Regions from separate parts of the Homo sapiens genome. Here region 2 is linked to region 1. Evidence: chromatin contacts called from ENCODE Hi-C or POLR2A ChIA-PET data. All regions are on one chromosome and are shown on one strand. The core of a region is the stretch at or near the end of the contact, and the rest is flanking DNA. Distances in the headings are between cores, read along the strand shown. Region 1 holds the start of PCK2 (phosphoenolpyruvate carboxykinase 2, mitochondrial). Region 2 holds the start of NFATC4 (nuclear factor of activated T cells 4).

The links. A loop is a pair of places that touch in the nucleus more often than their neighbours do. ChIA-PET counts read pairs that join two places held with the same protein, here RNA polymerase II (POLR2A). Pooled maps may share reads with other maps.
Region 2: a loop to region 1 is called in a pooled map, with 8 times the contacts of the local background. The contact joins the promoter of NFATC4 here to the promoter of PCK2 in region 1. A Hi-C loop is called at or near these places in 6 of 50 pooled maps. POLR2A ChIA-PET finds 5 or more read pairs at or near these places in 2 of 52 experiments (AG04450 and PC-9).

Annotation. Positions count from the first base shown.
Region 1 is chr14:24,090,668-24,097,454 of GRCh38, forward strand. It overlaps PCK2 (phosphoenolpyruvate carboxykinase 2, mitochondrial), which reads left to right and starts at 3,644. Exons shown (of 10, transcript NM_004563.4): 1 at 3,644-3,767; 2 at 6,225-6,470. The coding sequence starts at 3,739. The region is part of intron 1 of NRL (neural retina leucine zipper); the gene reads right to left. RefSeq lists a silencer at 3,410-3,659 and enhancers at 3,667-4,316, 3,970-4,039.
Region 2 is chr14:24,364,223-24,371,009 of GRCh38, forward strand. It overlaps NFATC4 (nuclear factor of activated T cells 4), which reads left to right and starts at 3,962. Exons shown (of 10, transcript NM_004554.5): 1 at 3,962-4,218; 2 at 5,277-6,372. The coding sequence starts at 4,119. It overlaps LOC124903291 (a long non-coding RNA gene), which reads right to left and starts at 5,163. Exons shown (of 2, transcript XR_007064085.1): 1 at 5,025-5,163; 2 at 1,294-2,305. RefSeq lists silencers at 2,393-2,702, 4,421-4,800 and an enhancer at 5,763-6,606.

The DNA of each region.
Region 1 (6,787 bases), core at 2,394-4,893:
AGGCCCCAGAGAGGACAATGCAGATCACACTCTGCCCCCTGGTGGTACTCCTTGGACATAGGGCCAGCTGGTGGGCCAGGCTCTCCCGGCAGGGAACTAAAGAAAAGTGTGTGGCAGATAAGGGGAAATGAGCAGTGCAAGGAAATCTGCACGTGAGCCCCTTGCTCCATCTGCCTAAAGCTAGAGAAGAAAGTAATGGTGGGGAAGAAGAATTCAGAAACGTGGCACTCATTCATTCTTTTATTCAACCAACTTTTATTAAGTGCCTGTTATAGGCCAGGTACTGCTGGGAACTAGGAGAAAAACAAGACTGAAATCATCACTCTAGTGAGGATTACAGAGATATAAAAGTAACTACAGTATAGTAAAGTACAAAAATATAGGCATATACATGGGATAGAAGCAACACAGATGAAATAGATGTTCATTCTAAGGGACGAACAGAAAAGGCCTGTGTGTGTGTGTGTGTGTGTGTGTGTGTGTGTGTGTGTGTGTGTGTTAGAGACAGAGTCTCACTGTGTTGCCCAGGCTGGAGTGCAGTGGTGCGATCTCGGCTCACTGCAACCTCCGCCTCCCGGGTTCAAGCGATTCTCCTGCCTCAGCCTCCTGAGTAGCTGGGACTACCGGCGTGCGCCACCACACCAAGCTAATTTTTGTATTTTTAGTAGAGACGGGGTTTCACCATGTTGGCCAGGATGGTGTGTGTTTAATTTGAGTGCAGATGCCCAGAAAAAGTTCACAGAAGTGCTCTGGAAACTTCAGAGTTCAGTACGTAGGAGAAAAGGAGGCAAGTGGGGATGTGGGGGTGACAACATTAGATAAATAGGAGTCAGATTATGAAGGACATAAGATATCATGTGATGGAAAGAGCCTGGAAGAGATTTTAAGCTTAAGAGTGATATGATCTAATTTTTAATGGTAAATCAAGGGGACAGTATAGGATTTATAGGGAGAGGGGGACTTGGTAATTAGAGTCAGAAAGATATGGATTCAGATTCCATTTCTCCTGCTAACCATTTGTGTGACTTTGAGCAAATGACTCTTTTTTTTTTCAATATACACAAAGCAATTTTATTTGTATGTACTTGTGGTAAACAATTAGAACATTTCATTCATAATAGGATAAAAGTATAAAATATTCATGAATAATTTTTTTTCAGAACAGGAATGGAAGTTTATTAAAAAGCTTTAGAGCAGGAATGAAAGAAAGGAAAGTACACTTGGAAGAGGCCCAAGCAGGCATCTTGGAGGTCAAGTGCGGCATTTGACCTTTGATTTAGGGTGTTATATGTTGGCATACTTCTGGGGTCCTGCCTCCCTTTTTCCTTGATTCTTCCCTTAGGGTGACCGAGCAAATGACTCTTTAAGCCCGTGTCCACATATGTAAAATATAGTTGTGAAACAGAATGAGATTATGCATGCAGAGTTGCTGACACAGAGCCTGGCACCTACTGTCCATAGCATAAACATTATTCTTCTCTCTTAACTTTCCAAGTGGATTTGCATGCACAGTGTGGGGAGTGGCTTGGTAGGGAGAGGGGTTGGTGTTTGGAGAGGCAGGAGTCCAAGAAGTGCCTTAGAAGCTATCACCTGAAGCCAGGTGAGAGATAAGCCCTGAACTAAGGCCCTGGCCATGGGGATAGTTGCAGACTTGAGGGCTAATTGAGAAGTACAATTCCAAAGGTCCTGGCATCTGATTAGCTATGCAGGATAAGAATAGTCTAGACTGATTCCCTTTGGGGCAACTGGCCAGATGATGGTGCCATTTGCTGAGGTAGGAAACCATGAGAGCAGGTGCAGGATTATGGAGAAGATGATGACCTTCAGGTCAACCATGCTGCCACCAGTGTGCACACCTTTAGGCCCAAAGGTTGGCCAAGAGGTATGTGTTTGCAGCTGGGTAAGTGTGGACAGAGTTTGGATCTATGAACTGGGGGGAAAGAGATCCAAATACATATACCTGAGGTTGAGTGTAGGCTAGAGCCTGAGGGGGAAGAGACGGGGACCAGTAGCAAGCCCGTGGCTGGAGACCAGCTCTCCTTATCCCACTATGTTCCAGCATAGAACTCCAAGAAATCTGAGAATCAAGACTGTTTCTGTTGCAAGTGGCAGAACTCCAATTAAAATTAGCTTGAGCAAGAGAAGAAATGCATCAATTCCTGTAACTGAAATCAGGAATCCATTGCTCGCCATCTCCCTGCTCTGCTTCCTCTAGGCTGGCTTCTGTCTCAGCCAGGTTCCTGCTTTGCAGTGCCAAGCTAACACTCAGCAGCTCCAGGCTTATATTCTACCAGCTCAGCAACTCAGCAGAAAGAGAGCTAACTTCCAAAGTTTTAGAAAAAGTCCCAGAGAGGGATCTCATGCCCATCCTTGAACATCCTTGATTGCTGTGGCCAGAGTGAGGAACACAAAAGTTGGCTAAGCTGCAAGCCTACCCCCAAGAGGGGTGACATCAGACCCACATGACAATACAGACTGAGGAGATGGTTCCCCAAAAGAAAATCAGGGTGCTATTACCAGAAAAGGCGAGTGGATGCTGAGCAGACACCCATCATAGATATGCTGAGTTTGAGGTGCTATATAGCATTGTGGGTGATATCCAGTGGTCTCAGGTTGGAGAGAGATGTCCCAATGGAGGTATAGCTTGAGAAATCACCTGAGGACTTTATGATGGTAGTTGGGTGGGCAGATGAGTTTCCTCATTGGATTGTGGAGAGAAAGAATGACCAGGCCGGGCGTGGTGGCTCACGCCTGTAAATTCCAGCACTTTGGGAGGCCAAGGCAGGCGGATCACGAGGTCAGGAGTTGGAGACCAGCTTGGCCAGCATGGAGAAACCCCGTCTTTACAAAAAATACAAAAAATCAGCCGAGTGTGGTGGCAGGCGCCTGTAATTCCAGCTACTCTGCAGGTTGAGACAGGAGAATTGCTTGAACCCGGGAGGCGGAGTGTGCAGTGAGCCGAGATCGCGCCACTGCACGCACTCCAGCCTGGGTGACAGAGTAAGACTCCGTCAGGGGAAGAGGGGATGTGCCGGGGGAGGAGAATGACCAGATCAGAGGACCAAGGAAGAGACCCAGGGGTAGAGAGACTCCACCATTTCATGGCAAGGCAGAAAGGAGCCTTGATCAGGAGGAGAAACGGGGATTTAGGAGTTGGGGACTAAGTGGACCTTAGCATTGGGCACTTGGACTACAGAAAGGCCCAGGACTCAGGGTGTCGCGTCCCCAGGAGGAGGAACTGGAAAGGCAATGCCCAACCCCCTAACTTCTAGACGTCTGGCCCCTGTAGTCTCCCGCCCCTGGCCTCGCCCCTCGTTCCTAGCTTGTTTGCCACCTAGTGTCTCTCCCGGGAGCAAGAGTCCTCAAAGTTACATCATGTGCGGCTGGGAGGGCGGTGGCGGATGGGGGGCGGGGCCTCGAAGTCGGGGGCCGAAGAGTGGACCCAGTCCTCCAATGGGAGAGATGGGTTTGGCGGTTTGGAGGCAGGGGTTGGGGCGGCGGCTGGGCTGACCTGGAGCCTGGAGCCCCGGGGCCGAGGGAGCTGGCCTGCCAGCGGGGCGGAGGAAAGCTAGTGCCAGCCCTACCAGGTTCCGCCCCCGCGCCTGCCCCCCTCCTTTTTAAGCGCCTCCCGCCAGCCTCTGCTGTGGCTCGCTTCGCCGCGCTCCCTCCTTCCCCGCCTTCCATACCTCCCCGGCTCCGCTCGGTTCCTGGCCACCCCGCAGCCCCTGCCCAGGTGCCATGGCCGCATTGTACCGCCCTGGCCTGCGGTGAGTGACCCCCGGCCCGGGGCCCACCCGCACCTTCCGCTGCGCTCGCCCCCTCGGGGCTGCCAGTGGCGCTCTCCTGCTCTCAGCCTCCGCCAGGTTTCCCATCCTAGGCGGAGGCGGGCAGGGGCGACTGCTGTGGGTCCAGCCTCCCGCGCCGCGCGTCTCTTGGGAGGGCAGCCGGCCGGTGCTCCTCGTTTCCGCCTGCACCTCCCCTTCTCTGCCTCGCTCGCCTCTGACCGCGCGATCTCTATCTGCCACTCTCAGAACTTCCTCTCTCTCCTCGCTCCTCTCTGCTGAGCCAGGTCTCCGCATATCCTCCTTTCCTTCCCAGATACCTCCCTCGGACCTCTAACGGGCTCTCAGCCAGCGCCCCAGGGTACTTCGAGAGGCAGCAGGGCCCTGGGGACAAGGGTACGTGAGCCCCGGGAGACTAAGCTCAGAGCCCCCTAAAGAAGGTGGAAGGTTAAATATCCATTCCCGGCCTCTCCCGGACTGGAAGGACTGGAACCTGGCGGGAAGTCCAGAGCAGCCCGAGGGACCTGGGCCCAGGGGAGGGAGGCAAGCAAGGTGGGAGGAGGGCGCCAAGTTGCCTTCGTTTCTTACATAGCTGGCTTCTTCCTCCGTCCAGGCCTGGAGCCCCCAGGCTCGTCCTGTTTGTCTGCCTGTCCTCTTAGTCTCCTATTTATTCTCTGAGGCCTCTCTTCTCAGCTTTTGTCCCAGAGTCGGAAGTGACCCACATCTGTCGCACAGCCCGTTCCACTTGGGCAGCCCTTGTGGGTGGTCTCTGAAGGAAACGTCCCACTTAGAGGGCTGCAAGAGGGTGTGGGGGCTTCACAAGAGATAACGTGAGCCAGGCTCCAGGGAGAGAGAGGCTGTCCTCAAGACTGTGTGCTTGAAAACTGATGCTCACGGAGAACTTCCCTCTGAGGCAGGAACAGACCCAGGTCCCAGTAGCCCTCCTCCCCTGCCCCTGGGGCCACACTGATCATCTATCCTGCTTTAGCGGAAACCACCCCAGCTTCTACCCCAGACAGACTCAAGCTCCCGTATCCATGCTCTGAGCTTTCTTCCTTCCCCAGGCTAACACCCTCTGAGTCTGAGCTGCCAGCAAGCTGCTGTTCCACCCTCCCACCAACACCAAAGCTCTCTAGGCATGTGGCCTCTAGGAAGAAGAGCCAGGGGAAGCACGGGGTCACGTGGTCCTGGGTGTGGGGGCAGTTTCTGATGGGCGAGGCCTTGATAGAGGAGGAGAGTAACATCCCCTTCATGGTCTTTGCTCTCTCGGGTTTACTCCACCTTGAGTCCAGGCCAATCAGAGCAGACGTTGCTTCTCTGTCTCCCAGGGCCATGAGAGGACAGACAACAGGACGCTGACCTCCTGAGAATTAAGCCCATGAACCCCAGCCAGTGACACTCATTCCCCAGTGGTCAACCTTCCGCAGAGTTCAGAAATACTTACCCGAGGGCAACATTTTATGCAACCATTGTTGGTCCAAGTGGGCAGCAGCAGATCAGGGCCTGGAAGCCCAGCATCCAGTCACCTATTCTCTGTGCAAGAGCCCTCATCTAGAAACCTGGCACTGGAAAGACTGTGACCTTTGCTTGGGGCTTTCATAGTCTTACAGCATACACACCAGAAGGAAAGAATAAACACAGCTGCCATTTTAATTTATAAAAAACTATACTTGAAAATGGAAATAAAATGGATGAGGCTTCAAATACCAGACATATGAAATTGTCACCTGGGCCCAACTTCTTGTCTTGACACTTGGGCCAAAGGCCCCTACTCATTTCTTTTTTTTTTTTTTTTTTTTTTTTTTTTGAGACAGAGTCTTGCTCTGTCGCCCAGGTTGGAGTGCAGTGTCCCGATCTCGGCTCACTGCAACCTCCACCTCCCGGGTTCAAGCGATTCTCCTGCCTCAGCCTCCTGAGTAGCTGGGACTAGAGGCACACGCCACCACATCCGGCTAATTTTTATATTTTTAGTAGATGGGGTTTCACCATGTTGCCCAGTATGGTCTTGATCTCCTGACCTCATGATCCACCTGCCTCAGCCTCCCAAAGTGCTGGGATTACAGGCATGAGCCACCGTGCCCAGCCATCTCCCTACTTATTTCTAAACGTTGATTAAACAGTTAAACATGGGCATGGGCTACACAGGCAGTAACATCAGCATGCCTACATGTATACTTCCACACAGCCAGGCATGTGCCTTTTTTGCTCATTTGGCCATATCTGTCCCTCGCTGAGCAGGAGACACCCTCCTCAAGCCTCATAAAGGCTACAAGATACATGTGTCCTGAACACATCCCACACACCAACTGCAACCTGCTCTTCATGGTCCCTGCATGCAGACATGTTTTAGCAGGCTGCAGCCCAAGCTTTCTGTCTCTCCACCACCTGCCTTGTCCACTCTCGATGACAGCAACTAGCTCATTGCCTCTGTTTCTCCTATAGGCTTAACTGGCATGGGCTGAGCCCCTTGGGCTGGCCATCATGCCGTAGCATCCAGACCCTGCGAGTGCTTAGTGGAGATCTGGGCCAGCTTCCCACTGGCATTCGAGATTTTGTAGAGCACAGTGCCCGCCTGTGCCAACCAGAGGGCATCCACATCTGTGATGGAACTGAGGCTGAGAATACTGCCACACTGACCCTGCTGGAGCAGCAGGGCCTCATCCGAAAGCTCCCCAAGTACAATAACTGGTAAGCCTTGGGCTCCACAACCTGCAGGATAGGTGCACTGAGGCCACTTTGGGTTCACCAAGGCAAAATCAACTTAACTAGAACATCCCAATGGAATGAACAAGAATGAGAGCTTTGGGGTAAACAGACCCAGAAACTGGGATTTGCTTACGCCTATAATCCCAGCACTTTGAGAGGCCAAGGCGGGTGGATCACCAGGTGTCGGGAGTTTGGGACCAGCCTGACCAACATGGAGAAACCCCGTCTCTACTGAAAAAAAAAAAAAAAAATACAAAAATTAGCCCAGCATGGCAGCGCATGCCTGTAATCCCAGCTAC
Region 2 (6,787 bases), core at 2,712-5,211, 270 kb after region 1:
TAACCCGTTGCTTTTCCCTTTCTTTACTGTGTGTGCATATGTGTGTATATACACAATAAAGAAACTTTTTTTGTGTGTGTATATATATATATACTGTGTATACATATATACTCTATATATACACAGTGTATACATATATACTCTATATATACACTGTGTATATACTGTGTATATGTATATACTGTATGACTATATATATACATTGTGTATATATACTTTATATACATGTATATCTGTGTATACATATATACAGATGTACAGATATATATGTATACATGTACATATATATCTGTACATGTATACATATATAGTATATATATAGTATATCTGTACATATATAGTATATATATAGTATATCTGTGTATATGCTATATAGTATAGTGTATAGTATATCTGTGTATATATAGTATATCTGTACATATATACATATATAGTATATATATAGTATATCTGTGTATATGCTATATAGTATAGTGTATATCTGTGTATATATAGTATATCTGTACATATATACATATATAGTATATATATAGTATATCTGTGTATATGCTATATAGTATAGTGTATATCTGTGTATATATAGTATATCTGTACATATATACATATATAGTATATATATAGTATATCTGTGTATATGCTATATAGTATAGTATATAGTATATCTGTGTATATGACCTCAGGCAATCCACCTGCCTGCTTTGGCCTCCCAAAGTGCTGGGATTACAGGGGTGAGCCACTGCACCCGGCCTTTTAAAATTTATTTTTAGTAGAGACAAGGCTGGCCTCTTCTCTTCAATTACATTCTCTGTGGCTATACAGATGGTCTCAGTAGGATAATATCCCAGTTGCTCAGAGTGGTGACCTGTTCTGTAGCACACCCTTGGACTGGCTTTTCTTCTTTCCAGTTTCACTTTTTCCATTCTTCTCTTTCTGTTCCTTCTGATTGCTTTTCACTATAAACTACCTACATCCTGTTCTTGTCTCAGGCTCTACTTACTGGAGGAGCCAAGCCTGGGACAGATTCCTGTGTAAAATGTGATGGAATGAATTAGCAAACTTGACAAGGACCCAGGAGGCCTGGGTTCCAGATCAACTCTATTGCTAACCTGATTTGTAAAAGTCACTTTATCTACTGAAAAGGTGGGCATTTTCATCATCATTTTCAGATGGTACTATGGGAGAAGATCTTCCAACCATTTGTTAAGTGAGGAAAAAAAAAAGCAAGAAAAATGCTTGTCACGCGCATAAAAAGAGCATGTGTGTGTGCGTACATGTTAATAAAGGCATACAAAATGGTGGACCATCAAGGTTTACTACATATTTTTGTATAGCTTGAATTGTTTACAAGAAGAATGCATATTAATTAGCTTTATTTAGACCTCTGGGGAAAAGAGAAGACTGCATCTTGTGTAATTAAAAAAAGAAATAAATAACATCCACCTCCAAGGAAGTTGAATGATGCTTGTTAAAGTGCAGAGCAGAAGCCACCAACCAAGGTAAGAAAGCCGGGTTGTGCTCCGGTATGTGCGCTAGGAGGCAGCGGAGCTGAGACCGAGGCCAGGCGGCTAGAGAAACCGCGAACCAAGGACGGGGGGGCTGGGTCTTTCTGGTCGCCAGGGGGCAGAAGTGTAGGGCAACTTAAATCCGCAACTACCCGCTGTTGCCCAGGCTCCAACGCCAGGCCGAGCATTTCAGAAGTCATAAGTTCCATCTCTCTGCCGCAGCCGAGACAGATTGGAGGGTTTTCAGAGTCAAGGGGATGCCCCCCCGCCCCCCGCCTCAGAGAAGCTTGGCACTCTGAACAATCTCAACCACTCTCCCCTCTGCTCCTCCCTTCCCTACCCCCCAACACCCATGAAGGGGAAATTGAGTCATGGGAGGAGAGGCCAGAGTCATCAGGGGAATGAGGGCCGACGCCAGCCCTCAGGGCCTTCCAGATGCTAGGAGGAGGAGGGTTCTCCAGGAAAACAAACAGGGGTGAGAGGGGAAGGCGGTTGGCTGGGCAGGAGCTGAGCCAGACACATGGAGAAACGCTGCCCAGGATCAAAGGAAATATGACATTTGAAAAGAATGTGTGCGTCTGCATGTGCTGTGCCTGCGGGGAGTGGGGCCGGGGAGGGGCAGAGTCTGGGGGAACAGGGGCTGGGCCTCGGGGTCTCTATCCCTGCTTTTCTCGCCTCCGCTTCCCACCTCCCTTGCCCTCTTAGGTACAGGCTGGTTGATGGGTCGAGGTGTTCCTCGTCCTCCCTCCCCGTGGGTTTCTCCTTCCTTTATTTCCGAGATGAAGCTGGAAGGGAAATGTAACCTGAGGAGACCAACCAAAGGAAAAAAAAGAAAAAAAAAAGAAAAAAAAAAAAAAGAAAGAAGAAAATCAAACCAGGCCGCTTCCCCGCTCGGCCTCGGAACATTCTTCTCTCCCCGCCGGCCTGGGCTCTTCTCCCCGCCCCTCCTGTGTTGCGGCCCTGGGCTCGGAGCCGGGGCAGCTCCGCACGTCACTGGGGTCCCCGGGGACTGGGGGGGTGGTCCCCTGGGCGGGCCCGAGGGAGGACCGAGGGGAGGGAGGGAAGCCGCCTCGGCCGCTGCGGAGCTCCGGCCCGTCGGGCCAGCCCTCCCTTCTTTCCCCAGTCCCGTAGAGCCTGTTTCTCATTAGAGTAACGGGCGCGGTCCCCGCCCGGCTTCTGAGTGTTTGTAAACGTCTGACCTGGGGCCGTCGCTTAACCGTTTAGTTGCTGGGATGGGGCGGCGTTGGGGGTGCGGCCCTGAACCGGAGGGATTTAGAGACTGGAGACGCGGCCTCTAAGAGAGGTTGAAACTGTGTGTGTGTGGGAGAAAATGATAACCACCCTCCCATCTCTCCTACCCGCCAGCCTCGCCAGTATCTCCCACCGAGTCACGAATCTCCCATCTAACTCCCTCTCACACAACCCAGGCCTCTCCAAGCCTGACTTTCCCGGAAACTCCAGTCCAGGTCTTCCTTCCTCCTCCAGCCCAGGTGACAGGTGTCCAGCCTGTTGGGGGCGGGGGGGCCAAGGAGGGGGAAGAGGAGGGGAACCCACAGGGTCCGGAGGTTTCAGGCCCCTAGTAAACCTGGCAAGGATTTTTAGAAGAGCCGGAGTGGGATGCTATCGGGTCAGAGATTCATTCCAGACTACAGTTCTAGGGAGGAGGCTGCCAACTTCCCGTGGAGGCTAATTCACGGCCCCTCTGGGTGGCTGGGACAAGGGCAGCGGCAAAGCCTGGCCTGGATCTACGCCCATCAAGGGCTGTGGGCCTAGGGACAGTTCTCAAAGCCTCTTTGGCTCGGACTGCTCCCAGAGGCATCCAGGCTGGCTAAGCGTTCTTCATCTTTGGGGGTCCTGGAGGAATGGCTGATGGAGGCGCTGATTCGGCAGCGCAAAGACTTCCAGAAGGCCCGGGCAGAGTAGCCCCAGGCAAGGGAGGCGGAAGAATAGCCTTTTCCTCTTCCGAGCAACTCGGTGCCACTCTGCCCCCAGGACCCTCCTGGCCTCAGGCTTGGAGGGAAAGGGGAGGAGAAGTGGTTCTGCCTTGCTAGGTGCTATCTACACAGTCTTCAGAATTTAAAAAAGGGTCTTCCGTGGGCTCTCTACCCTGGGGGCCCAGGATGTGGCCCCTTTAAGGCTCTCGGACCCAGAACCTTGAACTGAGACTAGGGGAGGTGGGGGCTGGGCTCTCTGCGGGAAATGATTGTCACAACGGCGGACCAATAGGCAACATTAGTATCACTCTTGAAGGACCGTTTTCCAATTCAGTTTTTTTTTTTTTGAGGGGGAGGGACTGAAGAGAGGACAGAGGGAGGGAGGGTGGGGGAGGACGAGGGGCGCGTGGTTTTCCCATCTCATCCCTGGAGGAGGGGCTGGAGCATCCCCGGCAGCCAATCAGGGACAGGCTGGGGGGGGGACCGCTTTGAAGAAGTTTGGGGGAAAAAAGTTTGGAAAAGTTTCTATAATAACGAGGGGGCTTCTGGAGGGAGGCGGCAGCGACGGAGGAGGGGGCTTCTCAGAGAAAGGGAGGGAGGGAGCCACCCGGGTGAAGATACAGCAGCCTCCTGAACTCCCCCCTCCCACCCAGGCCGGGACCTGGGGGCTCCTGCCGGATCCATGGGGGCGGCCAGCTGCGAGGATGAGGAGCTGGAATTTAAGCTGGTGTTCGGGGAGGAAAAGGAGGCCCCCCCGCTGGGCGCGGGGGGATTGGGGGAAGGTTAGTGCTGGGCTGGGAAGGGGTCTTGGGGTCAGTGAGAGGAGGGCCGGGGATCCTGAGTCTGGGGAATTTAAGGCAGCGAGCCTAGGGTGGGGGGTGAGGGAGTCAGAGGTCGAAGGGAGTCGGGGGGACTCGTTGGCCTGCGGAAGTGAGGCTGGGGGCCCGGGCACCACTTTCTCCTTTTTAGGTCGTGACTGGGGTGGGGGTGGGGGTGCTGTTGGCTGTGCGCCGCCTCCCGGCTGGGCCGCCTGTCACTGAACTGGGGGGCGGGCGGGAACTACGGCCCCAACAGCACCAGGCGCCGCCAGGGGAAGGGGAGGTTTGGCGCTGGAGCTGGCCCCTGGCGGACCGAGCTCTGGCCCGGCCGACTGGACGCCCGGGGCTGGGGGCGCTGTCAGGCCTCGCTGGGGCGCCCCTCCCCCTCCCCCGTCTGGCCGCAATGAGAGGCAGATGGCGGGGACCGAGCCGGGGGCGGCGGCCGCCGCTCGCACGAATCCGCGCTGCCCGCTGCCCCCCTTCCCCCGGCTGGGCCCAGCACGCATCACCCCCTCGGCTGCACCTCCGCCCCTAGATGGCGAGGAGAGAGGGAGGAGCCACCTCCCCTCGTCACCACAGCCCTGACGCCCCCCTCCCCTCTGGCCACGGTTGCGATGGCAACTGGGGCTCCTGCCAGCGCCGTTTGGGGGTTTGGGAACCGCTGCTAATTGGGTTCATGTGTGAGTCGCCCCCAGTCCAGCCCAGTGCCTCAAGAAACACGCCTCCAGGCCCAGCCCCAGCTCCAGCCCCTCTGGACCCACCTCTCTCACCTTAAGACCCACTGGATCGGGTACCCTCGGTCCTAGGATCCAGGGGCCAGTGGGCAAAGGCCTGGCATGCCTGCTTCAATCTCCTCCATCTTCCCAGGTCCAACTCTGCTTTTGTCTTGTGGCTCAGAAGGTCTCTTTGCTGAGGGGCAGGGAGCATAGAAGGACTTGCGGCCTGGCCACTCAAGGAACATAGCCATCTCACCTGCTTCTCTCTTTCCCCCTCTCCCTCTGCTCCTCTTCCCATTTTGACAGAACTGGACTCAGAGGATGCCCCGCCATGCTGCCGTCTGGCCTTGGGAGAGCCCCCTCCCTATGGCGCTGCACCTATCGGTATTCCCCGACCTCCACCCCCTCGGCCTGGCATGCATTCGCCACCGCCGCGACCAGCCCCCTCACCTGGCACCTGGGAGAGCCAGCCCGCCAGGTCGGTGAGGCTGGGAGGACCAGGAGGGGGTGCTGGGGGTGCTGGGGGTGGCCGTGTTCTCGAGTGTCCCAGCATCCGCATCACCTCCATCTCTCCCACGCCGGAGCCGCCAGCAGCGCTGGAGGACAACCCTGATGCCTGGGGGGACGGCTCTCCTAGAGATTACCCCCCACCAGAAGGCTTTGGGGGCTACAGAGAAGCAGGGGGCCAGGGTGGGGGGGCCTTCTTCAGCCCAAGCCCTGGCAGCAGCAGCCTGTCCTCGTGGAGCTTCTTCTCCGATGCCTCTGACGAGGCAGCCCTGTATGCAGCCTGCGACGAGGTGGAGTCTGAGCTAAATGAGGCGGCCTCCCGCTTTGGCCTGGGCTCCCCGCTGCCCTCGCCCCGGGCCTCCCCTCGGCCATGGACCCCCGAAGATCCCTGGAGCCTGTATGGTCCAAGCCCCGGAGGCCGAGGGCCAGAGGATAGCTGGCTACTCCTCAGTGCTCCTGGGCCCACCCCAGCCTCCCCGCGGCCTGCCTCTCCATGTGGCAAGCGGCGCTATTCCAGCTCGGGAACCCCATCTTCAGCCTCCCCAGCTCTGTCCCGCCGTGGCAGCCTGGGGGAAGAGGGGTCTGAGCCACCTCCACCACCCCCATTGCCTCTGGCCCGGGACCCGGGCTCCCCTGGTCCCTTTGACTATGTGGGGGCCCCACCAGCTGAGAGCATCCCTCAGAAGACACGGCGGACTTCCAGCGAGCAGGCAGTGGCTCTGCCTCGGTCTGAGGAGCCTGCCTCATGCAATGGGAAGCTGCCCTTGGGAGCAGAGGAGTCTGTGGCTCCTCCAGGAGGTTCCCGGAAGGAGGTGGCTGGCATGGACTACCTGGCAGTGCCCTCCCCACTCGCTTGGTCCAAGGCCCGGATTGGGGGACACAGCCCTATCTTCAGGTGAGGGTTGCGCCTGGCACTACCGCTCTCTCTAGCCATTCCAGTAGGGGAGCAGGAGGGTCAAGGGATGGATTTGAAGACACTAGTTTCATGCCCTCTGAATTTCAAAAGAGTATCTGCAACCAGCTCAGCAGCTGCCAACTACCTGGTTTTAAAGAGAACTAGAAAAAAAAGTGCACCTCTGGATGATTTACAAGAGGGCAACAGTTCCCTGTGGGACAATTAGAAAAAGCCCCTCCACCCTCCCACCCCTAGCTATTGTAGGAGGATCAACTAGGTTAAGGAGGTGTTCCTGTAGCCTATAGAGTGCTCCCAAGCCCCCGCTCTGCACTGGCATGTGGCTGAGTGTGGAACTTGGGCTGGATTTCAGCCTTCCACTCTGGCCCTTTCAATAGGTGCCAGACCTAAGCAGATT